2 separate regions of the Homo sapiens genome follow, and region 2 is linked to region 1. A link is a loop called in an ENCODE intact Hi-C map of the cell type or tissue named here. Cell type or tissue: chondrocyte. All regions are shown on one strand. Each heading gives the region's core, and the rest is flanking DNA. Links, peaks and the distances in the headings are about the cores only.

What was found. Hi-C counts contacts between places; a loop is a spot of excess contacts. Peaks named below come from ENCODE experiments on the same cell type or tissue, not always from the same donor. Only the 100,000 strongest peaks of a DNase experiment are listed, where the experiment ranks them.
Region 2: it touches region 1 in a loop (2.0-fold over the local background); 10 of 110 quality-filtered maps call a loop at or near these places.

What each region holds. Positions count from the first base shown.
Region 1 is chr15:55,531,551-55,542,239 of GRCh38, forward strand. PYGO1 (pygopus family PHD finger 1) reads right to left here. Exons shown (of 3, transcript NM_001367806.1): 3 at 7,334-10,689. Among named protein-coding and RNA genes, the nearest start is that of DNAAF4, 29 kb to the left of the region's middle. In chondrocyte, for the core only: no CTCF peak of the experiment used is centred there; no DNase peak of the experiment used is centred there.
Region 2 is chr15:55,585,156-55,595,497 of GRCh38, forward strand. PYGO1 (pygopus family PHD finger 1) reads right to left here and starts at 3,190. Exons shown (of 3, transcript NM_001367806.1): 1 at 2,680-3,190. The coding sequence starts at 2,728. It overlaps LOC124903497 (a long non-coding RNA gene), which reads left to right and starts at 3,395. Exons shown (of 2, transcript XR_007064647.1): 1 at 3,395-3,664; 2 at 4,148-6,642. RefSeq lists silencers at 2,962-3,011, 3,092-3,211. In chondrocyte, for the core only: a CTCF peak has its summit at 3,177; DNase peaks (open chromatin) are centred at 2,800, 3,116 and 3,625.

The DNA of each region.
Region 1 (10,689 bases), core at 1,561-9,560:
GATCCGTCTGTGCTGTTGTGTTTCATGCATTCTTTTTTTTTACTAAGTATTATATGATATACATGTACAAAGAGTCGTTTGTCCATTCTATAGTTGGTAGACATTTTGGTTGTTTCCAGTTTTTGGTAATTATGAATAAAACTGCTATAAACATTCAGGAGTAAATACTTAAAAATATAATTGCTGGGCCATATGATAGGTTTAAGTTTACTAATGTTATAAGAAACTACTAAACTACTTCAAAAGTACAAATTTTACATTTCTACCAGCAATGTATAAAAGTTTCCATTACTCTGCATATTCACCAGGACTGGGTATCAGTAGTTTTGTGGGCTTTTAAAACATTTTATTAAATCTAGTAGTTGTCTATTTGTACCTCACTACAGTTTTAATTTGCATTTGTCTGGTGACCAGTGATGTTAAGCATCTTTTCATGTGCTTATTTGTTTCACTCTTCGGTGATATGTCTGCTACATGTGTGTTATGTATTCTGGATACAAGAATCCTTTATGAGATATGTGCTTTTCAATTATTTTATTTTATTGTATGTTTGTCTTTTCATCCTTCACAATGTCTTTTAAATAATAGAAGTTTTGTGATAAAGCTCAGTTTAACAACATTTAAAATATTTGTTTGAGTCTTAACTAAGAAATAGTTTTCTAACCTAACACACAAAGCTTTTTGATTTTCTTCTAGAAATGTTATGGTTTTAGGTCTTAAATGTAGATCTGTGTTTCATTTTGAGTTAAATTTTTATATGATACCAAGTATAGGTCCAGGCTCATTTTTTCACATATGGTTGTCCAATTGTCTCGTATCATGTGTTTAAAAAGTGTACCCTTTCTCCATTGAATTATCTTGGCAATGTTTTCAGAAATCAATAGACTATATATATATAGACAGTCTCTCTCTCTATATATAGACATATATATATAATATGTGGGTCAAAGCAATTACAAACAAGAAGAAATATCTTTTATATTTACCTTCATTTTTACTACTTCCAACACTATTCATTTTTTGGTGTGGATACAAGTTTCTCTGCAATATAATCCTTCTGCCTGAAGAACATCCTTTTTTTCAGACTTCTCAAAAGAAGAATTATTTATTTCTTTTCGTGTGTGTGTGTGTGTTTTATTTCCATAGGTTTTTGGGGAACAGGTGGTATTTGGTTACATGAGTAAGTTCTTCAGTGGTGATTTGCGAGATTTTGGTGCGCCCATCACCCGAGCAGCATACACTGAACCCAATTTGTAGTCTTTTATCCTTGACCCCCTTACCACCCTTTCCCCGAGTCCCCAAAGTCCATGTGTCATTATTATGGCTTCACATCCTCATAGCTTAGCTCCCACTTATGAGAACATACGACGTGAAGAACATCCTTTAATCTTTCTGGTAGCACAGGTCTGCTTGCAACAAATTCTCAGCTTTTGTTTGCCTTGGCTGAGCTGGGTTTGGGTTTTGTTGTTGGTAGAGCTGTCTTTAGTGCAACACAAACTTCAGATTCCTCTACAGGTGTGCTACTAAGGTCTTGTGCTTAGGGGAGAGGCACAGGACCTGTGTCTCAGTAGTGGGACTTCCTCATTATTCTTTTCCTTCCTCTCATGGCCACCAGCTCTGCCTTATCTTTGTGATTGGTCTAGGGACACAGTTTCCTACCCCCTTCCAGGACTTCCTCTCATAATCTGCTTGATATCAATGAAGCCTCCTTTGCCCAAGAAATTCCCTGTCCTTCCTACAGTGGCAAAGAGTTTTTTCCTTTACCCTTCCTCCCTTACCATTCCAGCAGCAATGGATCTTTGCCTTTGTTCTGGTATTGGGATAGTTTCCTATCTGTTACCAAGAAGCAAACAAGCTTTTCTTCTGGCCCTCCCCTAAAAACAATAATTCTTTGCCTGTGTCCAGGGACAAAAGAGTTTGATGATCCTCCCCAATGTTTTAAGACTTTTGATTTGTAGGAGAGAAGGGGTTAGAAAATTGCACTTTATGCCTGTCGCCAAGAATCTACTAATCACATGAACATTTGAACCACTGCTGTGGGTGGTGGGTGAGGGGGATTTCTTCAGTCTTCTCTCCTGCCCCCAGTCATTTTCTTGAGCATCCAGTGAAGGCCTACAAGGGAGTGCAAACTCACTTGGTGTCTGAGGCCCCCACCTATGACAAACTGACACACTAACCCATATATGGCCTTTAAAACAATTTAGTTGATTTCTTCTTTCCCATTGATATGATGGCCACCTTTCTCTTCCACTTTGCTAAATGTGAAATCGTTAATGTGCTTTCTCTCCTTGGAGAATCTTGTTTCTCTTTGCTATTCAGATTACTTGATTGCCTTTAAAATTAGCTCTATGATGGTTTTAGAAAAAGTCATGGTTTTGTGGATTATCCAGCTTTTTCTCATGGTTAGAGTGGAAATGAGGTTCTTTGCAGTTTTCTATATCCTAAACCTACCCCTGTGGTTTTGATGTGTAGTATTTAAGTTGTCTTTAAGGTATAAATGTTACATAACTTTCCTTCTGATGAATTAAGTACTAAAGAGTTTACCTTTTTTTTTTTTTTTTTTTTTTTTGATGGAATCTCGCTCTGTCACCAGGCTGGAGTACAGTGGCATGATCTTGGCTCACTGCAACGTCTGCCTCCTAGATTCAAGTGATTCTCCTGCCTCAGCCTCCCGAGTAGCTGGGACTACAGGTGCCTGCCACCACACCTGGCTAACTTTTATATTTTTAGTAGAGACGGGGTTTCACCATGTTTGCCAGGATGGTCTCAATCCGAGGCAGGCGGAACATGAGGTCAAGAGTTTACTTTCATTTTCTAAACATACATAGTTTTTTTTCATTATCTTTTGGTCAGACAACATAGTCTGCATACTACCTAGTCAATAGTATTCTGTTATAGCAGCCTAAGTGGACAAAAATATATATTAAAAATAATTTTAAAAAATTTGATGCTTGGACTATCATTTTCTGAAAGAAATTTGTTTTAAAATCTTAAGCAATTGCTGCTTATTTCTCCCTATAATTCTCTGTGATTGTATCTTCTGCTTTATATATGTTGAGGCTCTTTTGCAATCATACATGTCCATGATTATTTTATCATTTTGGTGGGGTTTTAAAAATATTTATAAAATGTTTTCTTGGGTGAAAATGGGGGCAAGGTGGCCAACTAGATGCAACCAGATGGAACAGCTGCCACTGAGGGACTGAGATGACTGTTATACTCCTAACAGATCTTCAGAGGGAAGGCACCAGAATGAACAAAGGGAAGACACAGAAGCTAGGCTGAAGCAGGAGGAAGCTGGGAGCCCTGCATGGGGCTACTATGCACCAGGACTCATTCCTGGCCCTCAGAAACTCTGAGGGAACAGGTAAGTTGAACTGGTAAGGAGCAACCCACTCTCACTGCGTGCCTCTGGAATCCTGGCAGGAGACCCCCTGACCACCAAGGACCCTTGAGTTGGCAGGGATAGCTGCTCAGAGAACTGGTAGGGGCAGCACGTCTGCTGAAGAGGAGCCCAGAGGGTTTGGTGTGGGAGCATCTGTAGCGAAGCATGGCCAGGATAACCCATCTCTCTAGGCTCAACATGCTCCCATAGGAGACTTTAGCCCTAGAGGAAGTGTTGGACCTGAACTCTGTTACGTGGTCTTGCCCATCAGACAGGCCGGTCTGACATGAGCATCCGTTGGTCTGCTGGCCCCTCCTGGGGCCCAGGCCTGATTGAGCCTGCCTGTCAAACAGCCTTGGGTGTCCTGGGGGCTCACATCATAGTTTCTGTGCTGGTGGACCATGCCTGACCATCAAGAGAACTACAGCAGGACAGCCCCCACAGCCACACACCAGGCCACCCACTCCCTCCCTACACGCTGTTTTGCCTGGCCCACAGCAACCCCCCACATTGCTTTGCTGGCATGCCCTTGCACCAACACTGCCATGGGAATGAAACTAGGCACAGAGACCAGCGGAACCTCCCCCGACTTGAGTGACCACCCCTGCCTGTGGTGCACAGAGAACACATACAGATTGCGCCTGCCTGCACCCCATTCTAACACTACCACCAGCCAACCGCACACATAGTCACCAGCAGGGGCCCCTGGAAGCTGTACTCCTTCGCCACTGTGGTGAATGCCTGCACAAAGGCAGGCACCCCAGCACCTGCTACATCCTGCTGCAGCGGATGGGTGTGCCCCCACCATGCTGCCACTATGCCACTACTGCTGCTGCTGCTGGCTCATGTGAACAAGGTGCCCAGCCTGCTATATTTCTTTGATTAGTATTTTTCTGGTATACTTTTTTCTATCTTTTTTTTTTTTTTTTTTGAGATGGAGTCTTGCTCTGTTGCCCAGGCTGGAGTGCAGTAGCAAGATCTCGGCTCACTGCAACCTCCGCATCCCAGGTTCAAGCGATTCTCCTGCCTCAGCCTCCCGAGTAGTTAGGATTACAGGTGCATGCCACCACCCCCGGCTAATTTTTGTATTTTTAGTAGAGACGGGGTTTCACTATGTTGGTCAGGCTGCTCTCAAACCCTTGACCTCAGGTGATCCGTCCACCTTGGCCTCCCAAAGTGCTGGGATTACAGGCGTGAGCCACCGCACCCGGCCTGCTATATTTCTTTGATTAGTATTTTTCTTTTTCCTATTATTTTCCTATTATTTTCCTATTACAGGTGTGAGCCACTGCACCTAGCCCCTTCATTTCTTAATTGCACTTACCCTTTTACTGTCTGTATCATTAGAATAAAAACCTCATGAATAGTGATTTTTGTCTGTTTGATTTACTGCTATAGTTCTAGCATCCAGAAGAGCGCCTGAACATATTAAGACAGTAAAATATTGAATGGATTAATGTCTACTTATTTGGGTTTCATCATTTCTATTTTATTGTTTAGCTTACTTTTCAAAGTCCTAAGCAAACTTATTTAAAGTTTCAGTTTATTCCATTATTTTCATCTTGAGTGGACTGAAATTTCAAAAGGTATTGATTTGCTGGTTTTCCTGTCTTCAGATCTCATGTGTTCAGAAATTTTGATTCGCAGTGTCTTTTTTGTTCCCTTCATTTATCTTTCTTTCCTCTGGGTTCATCCTTTTCTTTCTAGCAATTTTGGGTTGCCTCCAACTTGTGTCTTAGGGACCCCAATTCAGCGAGGTGTTACATGCTAATTCACTGCTTCAATTCTTTCTTCATATTGTAAACCAGTTACCAACTCTGTACATTTTAAAAACTGCGTATTTCTACCCCCTTAGCCCTGCATCTTCCTATAAATTAGAGCCCCAGGTATCAGTTGAAGGTAGGTTTCAGTTTTTAGCTTCCTTTCACAAGTGGTACAGCAGCGGAGAGAAATCCCAGCTCAGCACCGGCTTAAAGCAGTGCTATGCTTGCCTCCATTTTCATTCCTGATATTTCTGCCTACCATTAAAAAAAAAAAAAAAATCAGTTTTGGCCGGGCACAGTGGCTCATGCCTGTAATCTCAGCACTTTGGGAGGCTGAGGCAGGCGGATCACTTGAGGTCAGGAGTTCAAGACCAGCCTAGCCAACATGGTGAAACCCCGTCTTTACTAAAAATACAAAAATTAGCTAGGTATGGTGGCATGCGCCTGTAATCCCGGCTACTCAGGAGGCTGAGGCACGAGAATTGCTTGACCCTGGGAGGTGGAGATTGCAGCGAGCCAAGATCGTGCCACTGCACTCTAGCCTGGGTGATAGAACAAGTTTCCATCTCAAAAAAAAAAAAAAAAAAAAAAAAAAAAAAAATCAGTCTTGTCAGAGGCTCAGTTTTTTTTTTTTTTTTAGACAAGGTCTTGTTCTCTTGCTCAGACTGAAGTGCAGCGGCATATCAAGGCCCACTATAGCCTCAACTCCTGGGCTCAAGCAATACTCCCACCTCAGCCTCCTGAGCAGCTGAGACCACAGGTGTGCACCACCACACTTAGCTAATTAAAAAAATTTTTTGTAGACAGAGTCTCCTTATGTTGCCCAGGTTGATCTTGAACTCCTGGGCTTAAGTGATCCTCCCACCTTGGCCTCCCAAAGTGTGGAATTACAGGCATGAGCCACCGCTCTGGGCCTCATCTTTATTGTTTAAATAACCTATTTATGGTCTTCTTATTCCTTCTAGTGTTTTCCTATTTTATTTCTTATTATTTCCTTCCTTCTACTTTCAAGTTTTTTGTTGTTGTTGTTTTCTTAGTCTCTTGAGATCAACTTAGCTCATCATACTTTGGACTTAAAAATAATCTAAAGCTATATATTTCCCTTTTAGCACTGTTATTGCATCTCATGTTTTAAGATGTTTAGACCTCATTACCTTGTCAGATTAGAATTTCCTACTGCAAGTTTCTGCTTGAGAACTCAGAGTCAGGCAGGCTACTGCTTCACCATGGCTCATGCTTTCTTTCTGTACAATATTACTTGTCCTTGGATTTAGCATGGTTTTGAGTTCAATTTTATCTTTTCATATTTATCACTGCTATATGTTTAAAACAGAGGGAGTAACTTAGAGCATCAATGTTATTTGATAAGAATTCTCTCTATATATATCTTCTCTCTCCTTCAGCGAGATACACATATTTTTATTTTTTCCTATTAAATTTGAAATGTCACGCATTCAAATTTTATCTTGAGATTTCATCTTATCACTTCTTACCTATAATGTCAAGCTTTCATCAGTTGACACATTATTTTATTCAGCCTCTTTTTATGTAACAGACTCAAGGCAACTGATGATTGTTTCAAGGAAACTAGAGGTCTTATCATTCAAGAAAGTTTGTTCTTTTTTTCTTTTCTTTTTTTTTTTTTTTTTTGAGACAGAGTCTCGTGAGTCTCGCTCCGTCGCCCAGGCTGGAGTGCAGCGGCACAATCTCAGCTCACTGTCACTGCAACCTCTGCTTCCTGGATTCAAGTGATTCCCGTGCCGCAGCCTCCCGAGTAGCTGGAATTACAGGCGTGAGTCACTGCACCCAGCCACAAGTTTGTTCTTAATATTTGCTACAGTGGTGTCTCTGCCCCAGGGGTCATTAAGCTGCTGAAGTTGTAAAACTCTTCTCCAAATAATTTTTACTAACAGAACTGAAGTCACAAACTGTTAAAATCAAAGTAAATATGTCATGCTCACAATTTCTTAAGGAAATCCAGGACTCAGTTTTCTGAATAGACTTCACAGAAAAAATATGTATACAGCAAGGCCTGACTAAAAATACTGGTTCTCTCCTTAGTATAAAATTACACTGATAAATTGTAGGCTATTCCCTGCTTGATGTTATACTGGACATCTCCCACCCAAAGCCAAGATTCTCACACCTACTTGTCCTGATGAAAGTCAAACGCTTTAAAAAGTTATTTTTCTCTTTAAAAACTAGCTTTATTTAAAAGAATCTGAACCATAATAACACTATAGGAAACAAACTTACAATACATATTATTCAAGAAAGCCTGCCATACATCATTTCTACTAATGGTAGGTCTATATACTGATAAACAACATTCCTTATACAACGCACAAATAACATTAAGCATTATCCCTGAAAAGAATGGCCAACAATAACATGGACTGTCTTGACAGCAGAACGTCTACTTGTCTTCTTACTTATCTATAGAATAAAAAAACTAAAATGTAGATGACAAATTAAACTCTTCCAATTTTAAATTCTAGCATGGTTTTTGGGGAAGAAGGGAATGGGATCAGAAGACGCAAATTGTGTTAAATATCTCAAAAAGAAAAAGGAGAATTGGCTTACCATTATTTAAGTAGTTACTATGAAGTAATTCAGAATTGAGAATGTATTTAACACTTGGAAGCCCTTAAAGAGTCAAACTTTCCATTATCTACTATATTCAATCAGTTATCAAGCCAATTTCATTTGTCTGAGAATTGTAACCTGGTCATTAACCAAAAAAAAAAATAAACAATTTGGGGTAATCTAGTCATTTCATACTTTATTTAAATTTTTCCACAAAGCAGTTCATGAATTAATAATACTTCTTTAGACGTCTATGATCTAAATAGAAACAGACTCAGTTCTAAAAGAATGTATGTGAAAATAGCAGACAAAAATAAATCCCTAACATGTAATACTAAATTTTTAACATAAAATATAGAACTATGAAAATTTTGGGCATTCAAGTCAAATATAATAGGATTATGATACAGTATGGTATCTAGCGTTTTAAAAAATATTAAGTCTGAATCAGATTTATTGCTATATCAATCCTATCAATAGTCCACAATCAAAAGTACAAAATATACCATAACCATGCCGAATATGATGCAGTATAGAGATATCATTAACATAACATAGGTAGACATTTTGTAATATACATCACTGACATAGTAAAACCTTATTAAGGATAATTTAAACTGATATGTCTAAAATTTGAATTTTTAAAAAGATATGCAGTTTAAGCACTCACAAGCCTTCATTTTTTTCTTTCAAGTGTATGATTTCAAATGTACAAATTTGCATTGGCCAAGTATTACTTATTACAATTCTTTTGGGTACTTGTCTTAATGACAAAATAAGAATGCTTTTAAATTACTATTCTTAAGTAAACACCTCTAAATAAAAAGCTTAAAAATTTGCCTTCAAGATGAAACATTTTTCTTTAAAATCGTGATTATAACCTTTATTACCAAATCCTTTCATTAGGTAGTACCAAGTAAACAGCATTCAAGTCCTTGAATCAATGGCTAAAAATTCCAGGTAAATTAGAGGAGTCTTACGGTATCTTAATCATGTCTAAATAAATGAAGATAAATATTACAGTACTACTTATTTTGGTTATGATGAAGTGAATGATGTCTTTTTTGGTTGGGAAATATCAGCACAAGTTAAAAGTTACTATATAATTTTAGTAGTATGTGCTAAAAAATCCTAATATGCACTGCCATTTAAGGTAATTATTTAGTAAAGTATACCTGTAAGTGGAAAATAAAAATTTTAAGATTTATTGTATTACAAGTGTCATGAGTTGGTAACACTAAAATTTACTCCTCTCCCATTTGAAAGACATCAGGCCATCTATTAATCCATAAATATTGATGTTTCACATACTTCATAGAGTAGCTTAAAACATACCAGCATAAGAAATAATTAGTATTACATAGTAATTTCCTTTGCCATAGGAATAAATGTTGGACAAAGTCTGGAAACATTTTTTTTTCCAATTTGAATTACAGTAATTTTGCCACAGACCACAGCACTAGTGCATGTGTTACTTTAGACATGTTCTAAGAACAAAACAAAAAGTTACTGCAAAAATACATGTCACCAATGTGGAACACACTCAGATTTGTATAAAAGTACTGAACTAATATCCCAAAAAGAGGTATATGTAAACAGTACATAAGGAAGAAATAGTTTTAATATGAAACAATCATTTAAGTCACATACATCATGATAAGAAGCAGGACTTTCTTTTATAAAAGATAATATTTTGACAAACAAGCAACATCATCTACACATCTACAGAACAAGAAAGGTACAGGTATTTAGAATAAGTTTTAATATAATTGCAAGTAATGTATTATTGACAAAATATGACAAAGATGCTTATCCACTGAGTTTCATCAAAAGTTTTAAATTAAATACAGGCAGCTCTGATGTATTAACGCCTGGCATATACATGGCCACAGTCTTTCCTTCATTTCCCCTATACCACTTGTCTTGGGAGATGTTAATGCTATCCCTAGCCTCTTTGCTCCAGGGGTGCTTCCAAATTCCCATCACTGTACCATAAGTTGGAAGATGCAGATGTGACTTTTATAATGCTCTACTGGATGGAACAATAAGCTACTAAAAATTAGAAATGAGAAGAAAATCTCTAAGTTCAGAATTAGAGGAGAGGAAGCTGTGAAAAGTCACAACAGCCTAAAGGAAACTGGAAGTACCCTCAGACAGTACCAGCTAATTCACTAAATGTACTGCTTCCCATGGTATCTGAAATGCGGTCATATTGTCTGAAATGTTAGATATTAAAGATTCATTCTTAATAAACATACTTTTTTAAAAAAGAAATTTAATGACACTTTTCCCACTATCTTCATTCATACCTTAGTAGAAAATGCTTTTCTCTTAAAGTCTAGCCAACTACTACTGCCACACAAAGACACAGGATTTCTGATGGGAGGAAAGATATAAAATGTTGAAGCACAGAGCACCCAGGAGAGGAAAAGCCAAGGCTGCTTATACATTTCACCAGAGTTTAGCATGGTAAGGGGGCAAATGCAAAGAAACCCACACCAAAGAACTTAACCTCCTAATCACATCAGGAAAAAGACAAGACCTCTGCTTCTTTCTCCCTCCTACACTGATTGATTGGTTTCCTAAAGAAAACTGAGAGTTCAGCATGATACTATTAACTAGATTATGGTCTAAATGAGCCTTTAGGAGCTTCCCTATTGTGTAGAGTTCCAAGCCACTATTTACAAATGAACTTAGGGAGCCTGATGCCTTTAAATTTTTTTTTAATTGAAAAAGATATAAAACAGCACAAATGTCCATGCATAAGAAACCTCTATACACGGCAGAAAGAAATCCAAAACTCTTGAGAACTCCCTTTTAAAAAATCATTGCTTATATATTTTCTTACTATTAAATACAATTACTATAGTACATTGAACAATAAGTGCTAAAACTCTAATTTGTTCGAGACAAACAAGTTTGAAAGAATATTGAATGAAGACTCTTGATACTTAT
Region 2 (10,342 bases), core at 1-8,000, 52 kb after region 1:
CATGTAATTGCTATATGTGTGTTAATAATTCATTTAAATTGCTATATGTGTGTATTTATACACATATGTATCTTAGCCTTATCCTAAGCAAGGTATTTGGTGACTCTTTTAATACATATAAAATAAATACACAACCATTAAAAAGGTCTGTCTCTATCACATCAGCAGATGGGAAACAGTTTGAAAAGCACTGCTCCAGAGTTTATGCCCTGCAAACACCACATCCTGCATGCAGTCTGATGATATAAATTACATTAAATAACAAAAAGCTCCAGGGCAATGAAGTTCAGCAGAATGGTGCTTCAGAAGAGCTAATCATAAAATATTCCAAAAAATTTTTTAATGAATGTTCTAATTATTACAAAATGACATTAAGAAAATTCTCCCCATAACATAAAAATACTGACTTTTTATTTTAAAAAGTGTTTTGTCTTTTATTCTGGTACTTAACTCTCAGAATATTCTTGAGCTGACACCGGAGCCAACCCCAATAGCTACGCCATAGAACTTAACAGCAGTTGGAACAAAATGAAGATATATCTGTGTTCTTGACCCACAATAAAACACTCATCCATTTTATTTAGAATTAAATTTGATTAGGACTGATAATTCAGTTCAAAGGTATAAACTTGATAGCTCTTTCTTTTCCTTTAACCCCAAAACAATTTATAATAGTAGGCAAAATTATACAGCACAAATATCAGGGGAATAATTGTATCTCAGGAAGGTCTATTCCTTAAAGGCTTTGGCAACTCACAACCACAAACAGAAAAAGACAATTAAAATATTTCACCAAATTAAAGGTTGTGCTGATATTAAGCCTTTAAAAACAATATTCTCTAAATTATGTTTTCTCTTAAATGGCTAAGAAAATCATTTTCTACCAAAATACTCTTGAGTGGATGTCTTTTGGATTGTGTGTCACAAGCTAGTTCTATACATGTTTAATTTCTAGTCACATTGAACAAAAACAAAAATGAATGACTGTGGTCCTTCATCTCTACATCACTTAAGTCAGCCGGAAATTTACCTTCCTACTTACTGATTTATAAAGCATTTTACCCTGTTTACCCTGTTTGGATGACTATTGCAATCACCTCCCTACTAGTCTCCCCTGCTTCAGCCTTTTCTCTACAGTCTATTCTCCGCACAGCAGCTTAAGATGCCCTGTTTAAAATGTCAGATCACTCACTCTTATGCTCAAAACTCTGCAGACCTTTTCTCAGAGTAAAAGCCAAAGTCTTTTAAATGGCACACCAGGCCCTCTAATACACAATCATCCTATAGCCGGCAGCATTAAGACTACTGAACGACTGTAATTTTACTATTAAAATGCTATAATTTAAAAATGTACTCTTAATGATATCTATCACCTTTGCTCACTTTTCAAGAATCAAATAATTCTTGATCCTACTCCTTAGCCCCTGTCACAGGACTCTTTCCTTGCTCACTTTGCTGCAGTTACAATAGCTTCTTTGCTGTTGATTGCACACACTGGGCATATTCCAGACACAGGGGCTTTGCATTTGCTGTTGCTTTTCAGAGACTGCTCTTCCCACGTGAATTCATATGGCCCTGGCTCTATCATTTCCTTTAGGTCTTTGCTCAAACATTATCTACCAGGTGAGCCCTTTCATGATCACCTTACATACAATCCATACTTCCCATCCCCACACATATTTCCTCTCCTCTATTCCTGTTTTGTTGTCCACCATACCACCTACGATTTGACATTCTGTATCTACTGTTTATCATTTGTTTATCCCACAAGAGGGTGAACTCCTACTGGATGAAGATTGTCTATCTGCTTTGTTCACTGCTGTATCCCAGTAACAAGAACAGTGTCTAGCACATAGTAGATGTTCAATAAATATTTGCTTAATGAACAGTGAGTACTACTCCAACTCTAGAACTTTCAGTCTTAACCTTATTAAGAGCTAAAAGGCATCCCCCAATTTCCGGGTGGCATTTGACTTTTGTGAACTTATATGCAGTATCTTTTGTTTGACACATGGTTCCCTCTGATTTTTCTTAGATGATAGTAACACGAAAGGAAAATTCCTAACCAGTGCGCAAGAAAGAAGAAAATCAACCATGCATAACACTGATTTTAGATAATATCTTATCCATAAACCAACAGAGAAAATGCCTTCTGAATTTGTAGCTTCTCCTCTTAAACCTACGGAAAATAAACTGAATATTTGTTGCCTTTGCCGGGGTGGGGGGGCGAGAAGGGGGCCAGGAGAGACGTGAAAGCCCAGGAGCCCTTCTTCAACAGCATCAACTCTTGTGTACTCCAACTTACTTTTTTTGAGGGGGTGGGCACCGTTCGAGGTCTCTGCCAGGGGGTGTCTGTTTTTCACCCTTTGAGGTGCCTATTGTGCTGTCTTGAGAACGAGGAGAGGTGGGTGAGGAGGGGGTAAGAAAGGATGCTGCTTGCGGCTCCAACTGCCTCCGAACACAAAGTCGGGAGGCGAGGGATCCGCGCGGATGTCTCGGGGGCCAGCGGGCGCCCGGGCCGCGCGCTCGGATCGCAGCCTCGGCCCCGGGGTGCCGGCGGGACGCGGGCTGCGCGGACTTAGGCCCGGACAGAGCCCCATGGCCTCCCGGCGGCCGGGCACGGGGCCCCGCGCACCTCACTCACCCCGGTTCCCCCAATCCGGCACCCTTCTCGGTTACCTCGAACTCTCTTCAGCGAAATGGGATCCTTCTCCTGTTCTGCTGACATTACAGACCGCAAAGCATGACTCCCCCCCAGGCCGCGGGAATTCGGTCTCTTTGATGCTGCGGCGGCGGCTCCTCCTCCTCGCGGGGCCGCTGCGGCTGCGAGGCAAGCCTCGGAGCCGAGGCACGGCCGAGGGCGGTGGGGACGCGGGCCGACTTTGCAAAGTTTGGGAGGAGGACGAGGCCTCGGGGCGGCGGGGCGGCGGGGCGGCGTGCGGGCACCGGCGGGGCTCAGCGGCGGTGGCCGGGAGCGCGGCCTGGGGGCGGCCCCCCACCCGGGGCCGGCATGTGCTGAGGGCGAGTGCGCCGCCGCCGCCGCCGCCTCCTCCCACTCCTTCTTCTTCGCCGCCGCCTCAGGAGCCGCTGACAGGGGAAGCAGGAGGCTCGCGGCCCGGCCCTGGCGGCACACTCACAGCGCCCTCTGAGGAGGAGGTCTGCTCTCTCGCCGCTCCCGAGTCGCAGACACAAAAGCCCCCAGACTGGAGCCGCCTGTAAAACCCGCTCTGGGGCGGGCGAGGGACGTGGCGCGGCCCCGCGGCTTCCCCGCCCTGAGCTCCCCAGCCCCGCGCGGGGACGGGCTTCGGGGGGCGGGGGCCGCTGCCTCGTCCCGCGGCGCCTCCCGCCACCGCCGCCGCCTCGCGCTCCGCCTCGGCCCAGCCCCCACGGCCCGCGCGCGCCTCTTGCTCCAAGCCGGGGCTCGCGGGCCCGCGGCTCTTGCAGCCCGGGTGGGCAGCGCGCGCCTAGGGGCCGCCCCGCCCCGCGCCCGGCGCTCCCTCGCCGACCGCCAGGCCCGAGAACGCCCGACCCCGCGGCCGACGCTACCGGGCCCAGCTTTCGCAAGGAAAGGGCATCTCCGAACTTCGTCGGAGGCCACAGCAGCAGGCGTCTCGGCCTCGCAGCTAGGGATCGGAAAGATGAACGTACCATGCGAGGAAACTTTGTAAGCGGGAGCTGGAGAGTTCTCGGCGGGCATGTGGGGATCCAGATTCCCCGACTCCGTGTCCGCGTGGCCGTGGTGTGGACACCTGTCTGTAGAATGCCTCCACTTGGTATTTTAACGACTTGACTCTTCAAGAAAGAGCGACGTAGAATAAATACCAGAAAGGACGGTGGGCGGGGGAGGGGGGAGCGTGGGTAGAAGCGGTGACGCGGCTGGATCTCATTTAGACGTTAAATTTTAGGAGGAACACCCCCAGTGTGATTGTAAATTAGATGTGATCACCGGTCCACATTCTTCAGTTGGGCTGTGTGACCGGAGGCGACTTAGGTAACCTCTCTGGGTCTCAGTTTTCTTGTCTATAAAAGGCAGTGGGGCTACATCTCGAAGGTCTCTTCTAGCTCCGACATTGTTTAACGCACTTCTACGAAATTGTTTTCCCTGGTTTTTGTTTTTTGTTTTTTGTTTTTGTTTTTGTTTTGCTAGGTTTTCTGGTTATCCACTGGGCTTATTTTGATGTAAGAATCACCGAAAAGCACTCATGAAGCGTGGGAGGACACAGAACTAGCTACAGACAGGAGTCTCGTCCTTCCGGAGACAGACACCCAACTCATTCAGCTGCACAGTGTCACAGAGAACAGATGTTAACATGAAGCCAATGTACAGCCTCAACAGCTGCATACCAGACAATCGCCACAGCGGCTGATCGTCGTTAAGACATAGCGTGGCCGGAGGCAAATGTTACCCTTTATCTAATAAGGGTGGTCTGGAATTATGGAATTCCTGATTAGAAGAGTCAGACTAGGACAGGCTAAGGAAAATATTCTTACAGGAAGCACTCTGAGGAGAAGGTTCCTCCTAACTAGAATGTAAGCGCCATGCAGGCAGGAATTTTGACTGGCTCACTGCTGTATCCTCTGGTACCTAATACTGAGTAACACATAGTAAGTGTTCGGGAAAATATTCATTGATGTATGAATAAAGAGATTTGAAGTGGCCCTGGGACGACTGGGGTGGCAGGGCTTTGGTAAGTGTAATAAAGCCGAAGCAAATGGTAATATAATAAAGCAGATTGGGGGCCGGGCGCGGTGGCTCACGCCTGTAATCCCGGCACTTTGGGAGGCCGAGGCAGGCGGATCATGAAGTCAGGAGATCAAGACCATCCTGGCTAACACGGTGAAACCCCGTCTCTACTAAAAATACAAAAAAAAAATTAGCCGGGTGTGGTGGCGGGCGCCTGCAGTCCCAGCTACTCGGGAGGCTGAGGCAGGAGAATGGCGTGAACCCGAGAGGCGGAGCTTGCAGTGAGCCGAGATCGCGCCACTGCACTCCAGTCTGGGTGACAGAGTGAGACTCTGTCTCAAAAAAAAAAAAAAAAAAAAATTAAAAATAAAGCAGATTGAATCTAATAATCTATGTTATAGGGTGGTTGGAGGAAAATTTGAAAGCACTTTGGTAAGTCAACAAAGAAATGAAGGCCAGCTGTGGTGGCTCACGCCTGTAAATCCCAACACTTTGGGAGGTTGAGGCGGGAGGATCACTTTAGCCCAGGAATTTGAGACCAGCCTGGGTAACAAAGCTAGACCCTTCTCTACAAAATAATTTTTAAAAATTAGCCAGGCGTGGTGGCACCGGCCTATAGTCCCAACTACTCAGGAAACTGAGGCAAGAAGATCCCTTAAGCCCAGGAGTTCAAGGTTGCAGTGAGCGATGATTACACCACTACACTTCATCCTGGTTAACAGAGCAAGCAAGACCCTGTCCCCCCTCCAGAAAAATATGGAAATGACATATTTTCATTTTATAACTCTTAGTGGAAGGAGAATGGTTCAGAAAAATCATTGCTAAGAGATTTTGAGTTCTTTATTGTAATTCCCTAAAGCTAGAGACTCAGAAATAGCATGAAAATCAAGAGAAATGAATTGGCTTCTTTTTAATGATTCATCAAGAATAAAAAGACCATCTTACTTGGGCATAGTCTTTTAAATCGATTTTACTTCCAAATCTTGATGGCTTCCTTGCACATAATCAGAATTACCTGGAGAGCATTCCAAAATTTCAGATTCCTAAGTCCCTCCCCAGATTTACTAGAGTCAGAATCCCTAGACGTCTGTTTTTAAAGGCTCTCTAGGTGATTCAAAAGCAATGAGCAGATTTGATGACTTGCATTTATCAGCCATTTGGTATAAAACATTGTCACCCAAAGATTGTATACAGAGATTGAGACAATGGTTCCTGTCCTTAAGAAGTTCACAGTTTAGGGCAGGAAGTAGAGGTTTAAGGTAACATGAACAATGCAAAATGCCAAGCACTGCAATAGACTTCCGTGTCAGCAGAGGACAGAAACCCTCCACTCAGCTTGGGAGGCAGGTAGCTGATGATGTTTTTAGGAGAGCCTTAAAAAGAACATATAGGAGGCCGGGCACAGTACCTCATGCCTGTAATCCCAGCACTTTGGGAGGCCGAGGTGAGTGAATCACGAGGTCAGGAGTTCAAGACCAGCCTGGCCAAGACGGTGAAACCCCGTCTCTACTAAAAACACACCAAAAAGCCAGGCATGGTGGTGGGTGCCTGTAATCCTAGCTACTCGGGAGGCTGAGGCAGAGAATTGCTTGAACCCAGGAGGCAGAGGTTGCAGTGAGCCAAGATTGTGCCACTGCATTCCAGCCTGGACGACAGAGAGAGACTCTGTCTCAAAAAAAAAAAAAAAAAAAAAAGAACATGTAGGAGTTGTTACCAGGGGTTGAGGATAAAGGTTAGGTAATGAGGAGTTACTGTTTAATGAGTACAGTATTTCAGTTTGGGATATTGAAAATTTTCTGGAGATGGATAGTGGTAATAGTTACACAACAATGTGAATGTAATTAATGCCACTAAATTGTATTTGATGGCTAAAATGGTAAATTTTATGTTATATGTATTTTACCATAAAATGGTTGAGGTGAGAACATGTAGAAAATAAAATGGATTGCAAGGGCAAATGGAGTCTTGTAATCAGAGGGAACAGAGTTTCCAAAGGACAAGAAGGGTGAAAACGTATGAATCTTTTGGAGACTGTAAGTAGTTAGGACTGGCTGGAGCATAAGGTACCTTTTGAGAAGTGGCAGGAGCTGATTTTGAGGAAGTAGACAAGAGGCCAGACCTCTGAAGGGCATTGCATGCCACACCAAGAATGTTTGATTTTATCCTGAAAGCAATGGAGAAACATTGATGAGTTTAAGCAGGTGAGTGACATGTTTAGGTCTGAATTTTAGAAAGATCATTCTGGCTACTAGGTGAAAGATGGATTAGAGAGGCACAGAACATTAGTATCTTAGTCTATTTGTGCTGCTATAACAGAGCACCACAGACTGGGTAATTTTTAAAGAACAGAAATGTATTCCTCACAGTTCTGGAGGGTAAGAACTCTTAAGATTAAGGTGCTGGCATCTGGTGAGAGCTGCTCTCTGCTTCCAAGATGGTGCTTTGAACACTATGTCCTCCGGAAGGAAGGAACACTGTGTCCTTACAAGGCAGAAGCTAGAAGGGCAAAAAAGAGCACATTCCCTTTATGAAGCCCCTTTAGAAGGGCACCTAATCCCATTCATGAGGGAGGAATCCGCATGGTCTAACCACCTCTTAAAAGCAACACATCCTGGCCAGGCGCGGTGGCTCACGCATGTAATCCCAGCACTTTGGGAGGCCGAGGCAGGCAAATCACGAGGTCAGGAGATCGAGACCATCCTGGCTACCATGGTGAAACCCCGTCTCTACTAAAAATACAAAAAATTAGCCAGGCGTGGTGGCAGGTGCCTCTAGTCCCAGCTACTCAGGAGGCTGAGGCAGGAGAATGGCGTGAACCCGGGAGGCAGAGCTTGCAGTGAGCCGAGATTGCGCAACTGCACTCCAGCCTGGGCGACAGAGCAAGACTCTGTCTCAAAAAGAAAAAAAAAACCAACACCTCCTAACACTATCATATTGTCAACACCTGAATTTTGGAGCAGATACATTCAAATCATACCAATTAGAAATTATAATGTAGCCAACAAGCATATGAAAAAAAGCTCAACATCACTGATCACTAGAGAAATGAAAATCAAAACCACAATGAGATACCGTCTCACACCAGTCAGAACAGCTATTATTAAAAAGTCAAATTTATACTCCCACCAGCGGTGTATAAGCATTCCTTTTTCTCTGCAACCCCAGAACTACCATTTGACCCAGCAATCTCTTTACTGGGTATATACCCAAAGGAAAATAAATCATTCTGTCATACAGACACATGCACACATATGTTCATTGCAGCACTGTTCACAATAGCAAAGACATGGAATCAACCTAAATGCCCATCAATGATAGACCAGATAAAGAAAATGTGGTACATATACACCATGGAATACTACGCAGCCATAAAAAGAACAAGACCATGTCCTTTGCAGGAACATAGATGGAGTGTAGGCCATTATCCTTAGCAAACTAACACAGGAACAGAAAACCAGACACCACATGTTCTCATTTATGAGTGGGAGCTAAATGATGAGAACACATAGATACATAGAGGGGAATAAGAGACACTGGGGCCTACCAGGTGGTGGAGGGTGGGAGGAGGGAGAGGATCAGAAATAATAACTGTTGGGTACTAGGCTTAATACCTGGCTGATGAAATAATCTGTACAACAAACCCCCATGACACAGGTTTACCTAAATAACAAAACTGCACATGTACCCCTGAACTTAAAAGTTAAAAAAATTAAAAAAGGAAATTATAGAGAAAATGAGGTAAGAGATGGATGAGGGCCTTCTACATTGAAGTGGGGTAGTGGAGAGGAAGCATAAGGAATGGTGGTAACAACTGACAACGTGGTAATTGTTTAGATGGGGAAGGTGAAGGACAAATCAGGAATTTGCTCCCAGACTTGTTTTAGGTGACACAGAATACAGGGAGACATTTGATGGTGGTAATAGTTGGTGAAGTGGGATGATGATGAGCTTAGTTTCGGACACCTGAGTCTGCGATGTCTCTCTTAAAAATACAAAAAATTAGCCGGGCGTGGTGGCGGGCACCTGTAGTCCCAGCTACTCAGGAGGCTGAGGCAGGAGGACAGCGTGAATCCTGTAGGCGGAGCTTGCAGTGAGCCAAGAACGCGCCACTGCACTCCAGCCTAGGCGACAGAGCAAGACTCAAAAAAAAAAAAAAAAAAAACAGGCAATGAACTGGATTTGGCCCACACATGGTAGTTTGCTGACCCCTGGGCTAGAACATGGGCTATATAAAGGACTCTGGAGCTCAGATGACAGGCCTAGGCTGCAGATACACATGAAGGAGACATTACCTAAGAATGGATAAACTCATCAAGGACCAAAGAAAAATAAGAGCCAAGAACAGAATGCAAGGAAATGATGACAGTTTAAAAGGTTAACAAAGATAGAGGAGGCTGTAAAGGAAATCATGAAAGAATGACAAAGAAAACAGGACTGTTAGGGCAATAAAGAAAAGGAAGAAACAGTATCACATGCTGCGGAAAGAAGTACTCATTTCTATCATCAGTCATCCTTGGCCTGGCATCTACTGAACTTTTTGGTTTTCTTATATTTTAAAGTATTGATTTTATAGTCTGCTTTTAATATTTTTCATCTCAAATTTTGCATGTTTTTATTGTGGATGGTTGCGTGATGCAATGTTTAAGCACTCAGCCTCTAATCTAAGTTGGTTTCGATTAACATGTACACTTTAAAAAAAAAAAGGAAAATATTTCTGTAAGTTCTATTTTAAAACATTTGCAATCACAGATTTGTATTACATTGAATGGAAATAAAAATCAAATCCAATCTAGATGTTTGGAAGTTTTGCAAATTGGTTTGAATCCTTTCATGTTGTAATTGAAGCTGCAGCCAGTTTAGCAAACTCTAGCCATCGGCCAATCATATCCAGGAGCCTTTCGTTGACAAATATAGTGCTATCAAAAGCTCAAAGTTGAGGGCAATAACAACAGCAAACTTTGGAAGATGGTTTGTATTAATCAGGATTCCATCAGGACACAAGGGGCACACAGTTTGAATGGAGAAAGTTTAATATAAAGGATTATTAACTATACCAAGGGATTGAAGTAGTAAGGGATTAGTATGAAGTGAAGTGAGGGACAGTATGAAGTAAAGAGAATGCTAAAGTATTTGAGAAAAACAGATATAAGGAGCAGGCACTATCCTTAAAACTAAGATAAAGCACCTAAAGAAGAGGTCCCCCTCCTCTCCAGGCTAAGATCCTGACCTTACCGGTGAGTGCACAGCTGCGGCTCACTGGATGCCAGAGAAGCTGCTGTGGTGCTACCTTCTGAGGGGAGTGCCAAAGGAAGATGCCCTGGGTGCTGCCGGCATTGCAGAGCCTGGCACTGATGTTGCCAGCACTGCAGGACCTGGAAGGAGGCTATGAATGCTGCAGAAACCCGTTCAGAGGAACAACCGAAACAGGAAGGAAAGCAAAAGCCCCTTACTCTTATAATGTCTCTCCAGCACCTTCTACTGACAAAGTTTAACATCATGCCAGCTGGCAAAGGCAAAATATTAATATTTAGAGTCCAGCTCCATTTTTGCAGAGCAGGCAAGGAAGGATAAATTTGGAGTTGAGAGGCAATAAATTTATTATTGACACAATGATGGTGTGTACTTTAGCCTAGCAAAGCTCTGTAAGGGACCTCATAT